Linked DNA regions of Homo sapiens: region 1 is linked to region 2. The links are chromatin loops, found by intact Hi-C in ENCODE. Cell type or tissue: mammary epithelial cell. All regions are shown on one strand. Each heading gives the region's core, and the rest is flanking DNA. Links, peaks and the distances in the headings are about the cores only.

Evidence for each region. Peaks named below come from ENCODE experiments on the same cell type or tissue, not always from the same donor. Only the 100,000 strongest peaks of a DNase experiment are listed, where the experiment ranks them.
Region 1: a loop joins it to region 2, with 5 times the contacts of the local background. A loop is called at or near these places in 5 of 110 quality-filtered maps.

What each region holds. Positions count from the first base shown.
Region 1 is chr11:81,234,687-81,240,620 of GRCh38, reverse strand. No RefSeq gene overlaps it. Among named protein-coding and RNA genes, the nearest start is that of LINC02720, 470 kb to the right of the region's middle. In mammary epithelial cell, for the core only: a CTCF peak has its summit at 3,296 (motif pointing right); no DNase peak of the experiment used is centred there.
Region 2 is chr11:80,163,003-80,168,936 of GRCh38, reverse strand. No RefSeq gene overlaps it. Among named protein-coding and RNA genes, the nearest start is that of LINC02720, 600 kb to the left of the region's middle. In mammary epithelial cell, for the core only: no CTCF peak of the experiment used is centred there; a DNase peak (open chromatin) is centred at 2,976; H3K27ac peaks cover 54 bases.

The DNA of each region.
Region 1 (5,934 bases), core at 1,152-5,151, 1.1 Mb before region 2:
CTGGTGAGATATACCTGACATGAGCATACAATCAAATGATACACTAATAAGAATTGTGAGGCAGAGTAGAATGATTGCTGTAATGATATCAAAAGACAAAAGCCACAGAGAAAGGTGAGGATTCATTCTGATTAAAGAATGTAGGAAATCTTTACAGAAAAAGGATGTTTTAAAGCCCTGGTGAGAGGAAAATAGAATGGCTACTGAGGGAACATCAAGAATAAAATATGTAGAAATAAAAAAAGCCATAACGTATTTGAAAAGCACCAAAGAAACTGGTAGGAAAATAATTCCCACTAGACTCAATTCTTCTGGCCTTTACTTCTACGTTCTCAAACAAAGATGCTCATTAAAATTACTGAGGAACTTCTTCAAAGTGGAGTCACCCTAGCTTTATACCCTAGAGACTCTATTTCCATTGGTAAAAGTTGGGGTTTAGACATGTGGTTTTTTTTTTGTGCCCTCTCAACTAAAAACCACAGTAATTGATTTTTAAATTAGTATTTAATTTAAATACTCTCTCTCCCCTGGTTTATCTTTGTGGGTGGCCAGGCTTTTTTCCATTTTTGCTTTTATAATATACCTTTGAACAACCAGGACAAATCCCAAAATGAAGTGTGGAAAGAAGAATATAGAGTCAAGCATAAATATATCTATCACAATTTATTGTGGTTCTTATACTCTTATACCTTTAAAGCATGTACAGTAGATCTAACCCTTTCATATTGTTACTATGTTTTTCTAAATAGTCCAATATATATATCTTTAAACAATGTTTTTTAATCACAGAATACAAAAAAACAAGAAAAACAGACAATCTCAAAGGAAACATCTAAATCTGAATAATTTGTAATGTACTTTTGCATATATATATATACACAAAATGATTATTAAAACAGACATATATATATATATGCACATACATGCTCACATGCACAGACACACATACACACACACACACACATAAGGATGCAGGTAGAGATTCCCTGGCCCAAGTTCCCAACCTAATGTTTGAAACCTGAAAGTGTAACTTGCTCCTTTATCACCTGTCTCTAGTTTGGGAATCTCTTACCTCTGAGGTCTTCTTCCATGGTTTTCAGTAATCTGAAGCCTTCAGCCTTGCAAGAGCAGCATCCATTCTTCTTTGACAAATACTTTTTCTAGAGCAATGTCTCCTAAAGCTGTCATGGTTAGTTAAAGATGAGTACATACATGAATATATGTGTGTGTGTAAAATGATAATTCACCTGCTTCTTGCACCTCCCTATTATTATACTCTACTTCTCAGGTAGAATTTCTGGCTACTACTCTTGTTGCTCTACCACCTTTCTTCCATGCTTTCCATCTCCTAAGAAAAGATTGCTGTGAGGTGTAGAGTTTCTCAGATAAACTTCTCTAAGGCCCTGCTGACAAGCCCTACAAAATCACAAAGGCAGTTGAGAGTGCCCATACCCTATAATTTGAGGCATTTTTCTTTAGATATGCATCAATACTACAACTACTGCTACTACTACTACTACTAATAATACTAATTGCCACTTATCATGTAACTATCATTGCCAAAGACTTTGCATTCACAAATCCATTATTTAGTTTTATCTTCACTACAGCCCTTTGAGGTAAATATTATTAAACCTAATTGCAGGTGAGGAGTAATGTGTCATGTTTCATAGAACTAAAAAAACAGCAGTGCCAACATTTGAACTCAAGCATGTTCAACTCCAACACCCAGCCTATTAATTATATATATGTATATCTATCTCTCTCTATATATATTTTATTATTTTAGCCTATATTTCATGAGCAACTGCAGTGCATATGTCAGTTCCTGATTTTGGTGCTAAGGATACAAGGATTATTAAGACAGACAGATTTCTGTTTCCTATGAGGGTTACGGTCTAGGAGAGGAAGAATATATTAATCAAATTCTACAAAAAATATGAGATTACAACTTTGGTAAATAGGAAAAAAGGTACATCTTGATACATTTGGGGAATTTAAATGCACATGGAGAGGTCAACTTGGACATGGAGAGGTTTATATGAAGTAACTTGCAAACATATGTATGAAAAATGAGTAAGATTGTTTTTTAGGTAAAGAGAGATGAAAAAAGTACTTCAAGAAGAAGAAACAGCATGTGCAAAGGTTGTGGGGTTTGGAAAGTCATGATGTATTTACAGAGTTAAAGGCCCTTGTGTGAATTGAGGCTGAAGGTGTATGATTGAATAAGACCATGCATCAGTCAAGAGTTTTATCTTTTATGAAGAGCAATGGGAAGCCAGTGGAGGGCTTTAATAAGGAAATTGACCTAACATGGTTTTGTTTCGAAGATTACTCTAGCTGCAATGTGGAGGAGTTTGGAGAAAGGATGAACATAAATATGAGGAAATTAGCCCTGAAGGTAGTCCTGTTGAGAGATAATGGGAACTGGCACTAGACTTATGATGAATGAAGATATTTCAAGAGGTCTGAAATCTATTCAGGAAGTAAAAGTAACAAATTATTAATGGATTGCATTTAAGAGTGTGGGAAAAAGAAGAATCAAAGGTATGTCCCAGGTTCTTGATTTGTTTAACCAGACTGAAAGGGTATCAATTTAATGATAATGGGAATGGTAGAAAAATATATTGCCTCATTATTCTATTAATAATCAACTAATTTATAGGAAATATACAATACTACCAGTAGTCATTCAATTGGCAAATATATTTGAATAATTGCCAAATACTCAAAAAATATATTTGACGTGTTAGTGGCTGCAAAAGATAAAAATGTGCTTGGGACTGTTAAAATACTTACTGGCATGCTAGGAAATCTACTGAGATCACGTACTTATGTCTCTACTGATTAAAATAAGAGTAATCAAATTTATTTACAGGTAGATTTTTTGATAATGTAGCTTACATGTTCAACAAAATATTTGTTGAGTGAATTAATCATAATTCGAAGAGGTAGAGTATTCACAGTCCTTGATGATTAATAGGTATTAAATATTTTACTGATTTAGTGCATTTAATAATGTAGTTCAATATAATGTGTAAAACAAAATAATTTTGAAAATGGAAAAGAATCTTAAAGTTGTTTTTATTTTAATACGAAAGTAAGTCATTACTGTAGTCTTCATATATTAGTTTTGCTATACCTTCATTCTCTCCCATGTCACATGCACACAAAATTAGAATCCAAGAAAAAATTAATGCATCTTTAATGGTGGCCAAATAAGGACATGTATCCACTAGGGAGTCTTTAAAGACATGTATAATGAAGTGTTTATTCCAGCTACTTGAGTAATTCAGGCCACCAGATGTCACTACAGATTAAGCAATGGTGAAAGGCTTTCCACAGTGTAAACTCTACAGAGGCTTCTGACAAGTTAAACAAATTCAAGTGGGTGTTAATTTTAAAATAATAATAATTGGACAGTTGTTTTAACTTCTTTTCTTTTGCCATCCCTCCAGTGCATCTGGAGGAATAAAAATAAAGAATGCCTATATTGCATTCACTGTCTAATTTTGTGTAACTTTTCCTTCTACCCTAAAAAAAAAATGATGTTACAGTTCAGCAGAGCATGTTTTTTGTTTCAGCAATTTGTTTGATTCTGAGCAATATTTTTCAAACTCCACTTTACTCTGACTTCATAAAAGAAGACTGCCCCAGCTCACTTATATTAATGAGCCTTTACACAACCACCTTGCTTGTAAGGGGTGCAGCACAGGCTGAATGTGTTTCCATTATAATGGCCATGTATAACGGGTAGTTAATAATGAAGAAAATTAATTAGCTGAATGTCACCAGAAACCTATATTGTGTGGCAAATGAACAGGGGGCAACCAGTTTGAGTTTTAATTTCTGCAGTGAGCTTTTGTTGTAAAACTCCTTTCCTCCAAATGAAATTGAGCAGAGAATTAACGGCATGAAAAATGGCTGGTGGAACCTGGTGAGAGGCCTTGATTACAAGAGAGTTTGTTTTTTCTGTAGAAGTTCCCACAAGTTTCTCATTGGAAAAAGAGGTTATATTCTTTCATTACCTGAATTTTATTGTGTAAGCCATGGACAAATAAAGAAACTGAGTCAGATATAGTCTTTGAGCAAAGCTAGATTTTAGGTCCGTATAAATTAGAATCAGAATTCTTTTGGTGAAGTAATTTCAGCTCAGATTTATTGATATAGAACTGAATATCTCACACATTTATTCAACAAATAGTTATTGACACCCTACTGTGCACAAGATACTTTTCCAGGTGCTAAGGATGAAGCAGTGAACAAGTCACCTGCTTTCCTGAAGCTCCTCTTCTATCTATTACAGAAGAGCATGGGGAATATGGAGATAAGGAGAGAAAAAATAAATGGTTTAGCAATAAGTAATTTTTGTTATGTTCTATAAAAATACACTACTAGGACAGAGAATAAGTTGAAAATGATAGAACAGGGGGACATCTTTAGATAGGGTACATACAGAAGTCCTCTCTGAGGAGGTGGCATTTGACTTGATATTGAAAGAAAAAAAAAAGAGCCAAATTTGTTAAGTTTTAAGCATCTGGGAGAGAAACATAAGAGTTCCAGCTTTACAACATTTATTTCATAGCTTAAGAAAGAAATTGAGTCCCTATCTCATTATCAATTTGAAAAATGCTCAGTGAGGAATATTGGCCCAGTTGCTGATACTTAGAGCAATTAACTCTGCCTAAGAAGACAGGGTTAAAGTAAGCAAATGACTTCCAATTAGAGTCACATATTTGGAGTAGTGGTAGGAGTAGCCCCCATAGAAGGATGGGGGCAACAGTAGGTGTCTACTTACTGCAAGATCTAATGGAAATTTACTAGATTTTGGTAAAAATGGCAAACTGGCATACACACACCTCACTGGTGACAGAATGAACTGTGCAAATCTTATTGAAAACAATTTGGAAAGTTATTTCAACAGTCAGAAGGATGTTCACACTTTCTTTGACTCATCAATGCATCTTGATAATGAATATGAATATTATTCATCTTATGAATAATATTTTTCAAAAAACAGTATGGTATGCATGAAGATGCTCATTACAGTGTCATTTAATAATGAAAAATAAGAAATAGGCTGAACACTCAACAATATTTGAGAAGTTGTGAAAGTATGACACATCAGCTTGATGAAATAATAAGCACTCATCACAGCAATAATTAAGAGGATCATGAAACAAAAAGGACAGTGAAATATGTTAAAGTAAAAGCATGGTTTGAAATTATATCTGTGGGTTTTTTAAATTTTATGTTGAGTATATGAATTCATTTGGGCAAAAAGCAAAAGAAAACCTGGGGGAAAAGGCTAGTTTACTTTATATAGTTAATAAAACATTAGCTTATTTGATATATTTAATAAAAACATTGGAGACATACAGTATTTTGCCAGATTTAGAGTAGGAAGATAAATAAGTCTTCCTTATTAATAATAAGCACCTCATTAGGCCTCCTATCAATTCAGGTAGTCAGTACGTACATACAGAAGCAGGAGGAGTTACTTGCTATTGTAGCAAGCTCACAGGTTGGGGGAAGTGGGTGAAGGAAGAGCACCATTATTTCTTGAGTATCTGTTGTGCATTAGTCTCTTTATGAAAAATTTTATCTGTATATTTCATTAAGACCTAAAAAACTCTATAATTTACATTGCATCATGCTCTACATTATTTGCAGGTAAACTGAAATTCTGACGAAATAATTTGATTACATTCTCTGTTGCAATAAGTAGTAAATCCATAATTTAAATATATAGCTTTGGGTTCCCAAACAGTACTCTGCTTTCTCCTTGGAAATACGAATTTAAAAGGGGGAAGAGGAAATTAGGGAAACGAGGAGAATGTCCTCACAAAGCATAGACGTGGCTTTTGCACTGGGTCTAAGCTGCAGTGTGGAGGCTTTGTAGGGACATTTTTCTAAGTCTTGGAAACTGCATAT
Region 2 (5,934 bases), core at 1,150-5,149:
CTGTGCTCCAGTGGGTCCCAGTTTGGTGACTGCTGGCTTGATAAAGCACTTCTCGTCACAGACCTTCCCTTACTTATCTCACTGCCTGACTTCTACAGGTGTGTTCTTCCAAATAATCTACTTGTAATCAACTCCTTCTCTCAGTACCTGCCTCTGGGGAACCCAAACCAAGACAATAGATTTGTAAATTGCATAAATTATTTGAGCCTCAGTTTTCTCATCTGAAAACTAGGGCTAGTTATACTTTTTTTTTTTCCCCACAGGGTCATTCCAGATTTAAATTAAAGACTATGAATAAAGCACCTAGTATATTTCTTGGAACAGGTAGGCACCAGGTCAGTGAAAAATATTCTTCCCCTTTCCTCACCCTTCTAATTCTGCAGATGCCTCAGAGCAGAGACAGGCAATGACTGAGCAGGAGAGACCACCTAATAAGCAAGGACTGATTCTGCTGAAGATAACTTCACCTGTCTTGAAGGTGCCCCAAGCTGGTCTGTATTTTAGTAATGAGGAACTTGGCAGTAATGGGGGCCTTTGGCAGGAATACACTTAGGGACCGGGCAGACTTGTGGCAATTAAAAGTTGGTTTCTAATAATAAACAGTTTAATGTAATAAACTGAAATTAATAATACTTTAAGATTATTAGATGATAATAATAATGATGATAAGGTCATAATTGTGGTGTTCAATGCTGTACCAGGCAAATAGGAAAAAAAATAATAATAATGTTTGCCTGTAGCAACCACAGGGGCAATGTGAGAAAAGAGGATTCTTACTTATGGATAGTAGCTACTGGAGCTCTTTATTGAAAAAAGTCTTAGGTGCTAGGCTGAGGAGTTTCGTTTCCTGAAGGCAGAATTTTTTAAAACATAGAAGTGTTGCTCAAGGCCCATCCTGTCAATCAAAATATCAGAAATGAAACAAACATAGGAAAGGAGTTGAGTTACTGTTTTTTTGGGGCCTGTAACTATTGTGTAATGAGCCAGTTTTTTCTAAGTCGCTTCTAAATGTGGAGCTGGACATTTTCAAAGGCCAGTGTCACCTCTCAGGAATGCAGGAATAAGTCTCTGTTCTCCACATTTCTTTGTCACCGGGGCAATTTGCATGAAAATGGGATTTCTATTACTTCTTCTCTGCTTCTTGGGCTTATTTCTTTCTTCACAGCTGAAAGTAATACCATGGCCAGCCAGCTTCAGGCATTCATAATTAAAAATAAGCGGGAACTTAAAAGAACTCACTGCAATTAAAAGAGTAACCTCTTGCATTCTGGGAGCTGAGGAGTCAAACTGATCTGTAATTATGTTATATAAAGTGTGACCATGAGCTCAAAGGCAAAGGCAGCAAGGCAAGAGAGCACCAGAGGAAGAAAGGAAGGGCCACTGAGATGGATCATTAAATTGTGGAGTTAGGACACACACACTGATAGATAAGCAATCTTAGCTCAATAGCTGGGCAGGGGGAAAGACTGAGAATGCAGGAGTCACAGAGTTCCTGGGTGAGGATGCTCTTGGAATAGTCTCTTTTTTTAATGAGTTCCATTATAGGTGTTAAGGATTCTCCCTCCCTCTTTTTCTCCCTCTCACTCCTTCAGCTTGTCTAGCATTGACTCTCCCTTTCTTACCCAGTGCTGTGGATCTTAAAGGTAAGGACTTCCAGCCATTCCTCAATGGCCCACTGTAGCCAATAATCGCTGAGTACCTAGTAAATACCATGCACTATAAACACAGAGATGAATAAACAATATTGTCCATGAGGAGCTCATAATTGAGGGAGAGACAGCAAAGTAATGCAAAATAACTATAAAAGAGTGGGATGAATACAGTAATAGACACATCAGCTACAGTACTCTGTAGATGTCATTGAGACCCTGCTTTGCATCAAGGGCTTTCTGAGTACTGTCTCTCTTTCTTATAATATCCCCATGAAATGAAATGTATTTATTCTGACTACATGTATTTAATGGCCAGTAGGTATCATGTATATGGCATTACGAATAAGTATCATTGCCCAGAGATTTTAAGTGCCTTTAGTGATACAACTAAAATGTGGCGAGTCCAAGATATATCTGGTTTTAAGCTCATGCCAAGAACAGGAGTCATATAGAAGAAGGAGTGTTTGTTTCTTTTAGGAGAGGGCATGGGTTGGATAGGAACTGAAGAAAGGAAAATCACATAAGAGAAGACCTCACAGTGGAGGTGCTGACTGAGCCAAGTTTGAAAGTTTTGCCAGAAAGTCCTGAATTGAATATAGTAATGTAAGAATCCTCTCACCTCTATGATTCTGTATTATTCTTTCCATTATACTTTAAAATGCTTCTTCTGATTTGTTTCCTTGATTATAGTAGAAATATCTCACTTACCCTATTACTTGTGTGAGCCCTGCATACTCCAGATGAAACGTTAATCATCAGTATACCCAGAAATAGTTAATTTAGATACATTATTTAGGACTGAACATACTTTATATTCATTACAGAAGATGAAGGTTATGTATTCCAAAATGGGAATACTGTTTTTTATTATTCAGTCATTTATTCATCACACACTCAGTGAATGCTAATGCTCACTTTGATCCCAGGCATTGAGCTTCCTAGAGTTCAAAATTATAATCTCCAACTGCCCACTGAACAGCTCCAATTGAGTTTCAAGAGTCATCAACACCATGTATCCAAATCTGGCTTCATCACAATCATTCCAAAGCTGTTTCTCTTTTCATGTTTCTAGCCTTTGTTGGACATATCACCATCCATAGTGCTATCTAAGCTAGCATCTAAAGAATAAGGTATACATCCTATTTTTCCTCAGACTCTCATCCCAGGAATCACTCTCAGACCCAGATCTCCTTTTCCAGTGTAACTGTCTTTGCTCAGACCATCTCATCTCTTACCCCAACTTTCACAAAAGCCTGCTCACTGGTCTCCCTGACTCCAGGCTTTCCCCACTCCAACATTCCATTTCTATCACGTGATCTCTGGAGTTTACATGCATGACTGTTTCAACCAGTAGACTCTGAGTCATTTGAGGACCCAGATGATGTCTTCCTAGCCATCACATATCCCAGGGCATGGGTGCTGGTATGCAGTAAGTGCTCAGTGAATGTTTATTGCTTGTTGGACCCTAGGGTGGGGCAGATGGAGAAGAAAGAAGAAAGTGCCAAAAGATAAGGATATCAGTGCCAAACTACACATCTTCTTGTGAAATTATCTATAAAGAGGGATAAGTCAGGGTCTCTGAAAAGGGTATCAATATACCTTCTTACCTCCAGGGGAGTGAATAGTTTTCTGTGTATATAACTGCTGTTTATCACAGGAATTTTCTGCGTGAGACAAGTGAGGGGTGTGGATTGAGAAATAAATCAAAAGTAAACACTGTTTGAGCTCGTTATATAATATGTGTCAAGCTTAGAAGCAAATATATATCTATATCTATCTAGCTATATATACACATCTCCTGTTTTTAACCTTTTAATAAGTCATAGAGCTAGAATGTGGTATAGCCAGGATTAAACCGCAGGTCCACATGGTTGTGAAGCCCTAGCTCTTATCAATGAGGGAAGACTTGTTTGATATGAGGCTGGTCCAACTGAACAGTTGAAATGATAAGAAAAGCCTGAGAGTGCCTATTTTTCCTGAGTTGGTTCTTTTATGTGAGAGCATCATTCAGGGGCCTGGTTTGGGAGAGAAAGGAAGACTGGCTTTTGCTATGTGCTTGTATTTGACATCTCCATCCAAAATACCTGTTATGCTCTGAAAGTCATAGAAAAACTATTTGTAGTTGGAGAAATTTGACAGAAATGGCACATCTCAAGATTAGAAGATGAAATAGGAAAGTGAGTGCTCAGAGAATGAAAGCAGAAGTGATAGAAAAGACAAGCCAGGGTACAGGCCAAAGGAAATAGCTATGTGGATCCCAGTCAGACAACAAGGTTTCAGTCCGAAAGTGTGCAGTGCCCACTAAGATAAAATGTGCTCATATCAAATGAATTACAAATGTGAATGTTCACATCAGTTCTGCAACTTTACCTTAAAATACATAATATTTTTCTTAACACAGAACTACTCAATAAACTATCAACCTCTACATGTCAGGCACAGGGCTATCCACCAGAAATACAGGGTGAATATGGCATATATAGTCCCATCTAGTGGAGGATGTAGACAAATATAATAAGGTTGACTGGAAAGATACTGCACTCTGGAGCAATGGCTAACTCTTCCCAAGAGAAAGGAAAGAAGAAACATGAAAGACAGCTAAAGCAGCTGTGTAGAATGGAGAAGGCAGTGCAGCTGTGAAGGACTGGAGATCTCTTTCTCTGAGCAGTGAAGGTGGACAGTGATGAGAACTGAATCCATTTAAGTAATTTACATTTCACAAATGTAGAAATAGGAGAACATAATAGGATGGGCTGATTATTGGTTTTTTGTTTAAAAGCCGTGCAGGGGGTCCTGAAATCAGTGCTCTGACACATTTCCCATGATAGTTTTACAGAAGAAGCTGTTTCTTTCTTTGTAGTTAAGATGAAAAACCTTTAAATTGCAGAAGGTAGAGCAATCATTTCTGAAAAGACAATGAAACACAAGCAAGTACATAGCCCATTGATACTTTTGATGTAGACTCTCATTTTTAGTATCTATCAGATGTTTTAGACTTAAGTCCTAGCCCCGGTGTTGTAATGAGCAAGTCATTGAAGGCCATTGATTAATTTCCTCATCAATCAAATATGTTAATCAAACACACACACACAATTAATGTTAAGGTTAGGGAAGAAGATGACTGGAGTGGCAGTCTTCCCCAGTGCCCACATCACTCCTTTACATTAGAATAGTCTCTCTTCATGTCTTTCTTTTTGACTGCATTCATCTTCTTGAGGGAAAGCATTTTGTCTAGTCAATCTTCATAATCCCATGGCCCTAGCACAGGGCCTAGAGTTAGCGCTTGGTCATTTGGTTATAAAGTCTATTGAACTTTAAGTTCCCCAAGGAATCCTATGAAAACTCAGGCCAGAAGTGAAGAGGAGGTGAAAGCCTAGTCCAACCAAACCCCCTCCTTTTGGATCTCCTCAACAATGTTTCCTTCAAAAGTTCTCCCAGTATCTCCCTAAGTTTTTCCAGGACAGAGAGCTCACTAGCCAACAATGTACCCAGAATCATTTCTGGGCATCTTTGACAAACAGAAAGCTGTTATCTCTACTTTTCAATACTAGACAGAACTGGCATTGAAGCAACCAAGACTGCAGAGGTTAGCACTTTATCTCTGACTGAGACACTGAGTGACCCGCTAGAACAGCCAGGCATATTTCAGGTCATTAATCACACAGGAAAGCTGGTCATCTCTTTGTTTTCAACATGTCACAGACAACCTGGAATTACTCCAGATGGACCCATTGACTTTGGAGAATTTTATAGTGCTGATTCCTTTTTCACAGAAGAGTAGTTTGAGTGATTATTATATCCTCTCAAAAACAGGTACATCTCCTGTCCTGAATTTAGCTTAGTGAAATAACTCCTGCCCTTCTCAGGAAAGAATCTTCTGTAGCCACCTTTAATCTTGCCTTCCAGAGAGGATGAAATGTTCCAAGCGATGGGAAATTTGTGTTCCTCTGCATTTTCACTTTGTGTTTCCCTTTTCACTTCTCTAGTGCACATTTCCATAGTGAAGAAGCTGGTAATGGATGGGGCAAGGAGGCAGGAATCCCATACGTCACTTGACTCAGAGATTCCTAGTACAGGGCGTGTGCCAAGTAAACCACACTCAGCATTCTTTGGGGCCCACTGCCCTGGAGATATGGAGCCTGGTGAGACCAGAGAGAGACAGCAGGTTTAAAAGGGTGAGCCTATCTATGTCACATAGAATTCAGAGACATACTGTTCTCCAGGTGACTTTTTATTTTATTTTTAGAGTGTTTTTTGTACATACATATCTGGGACTGGAGGT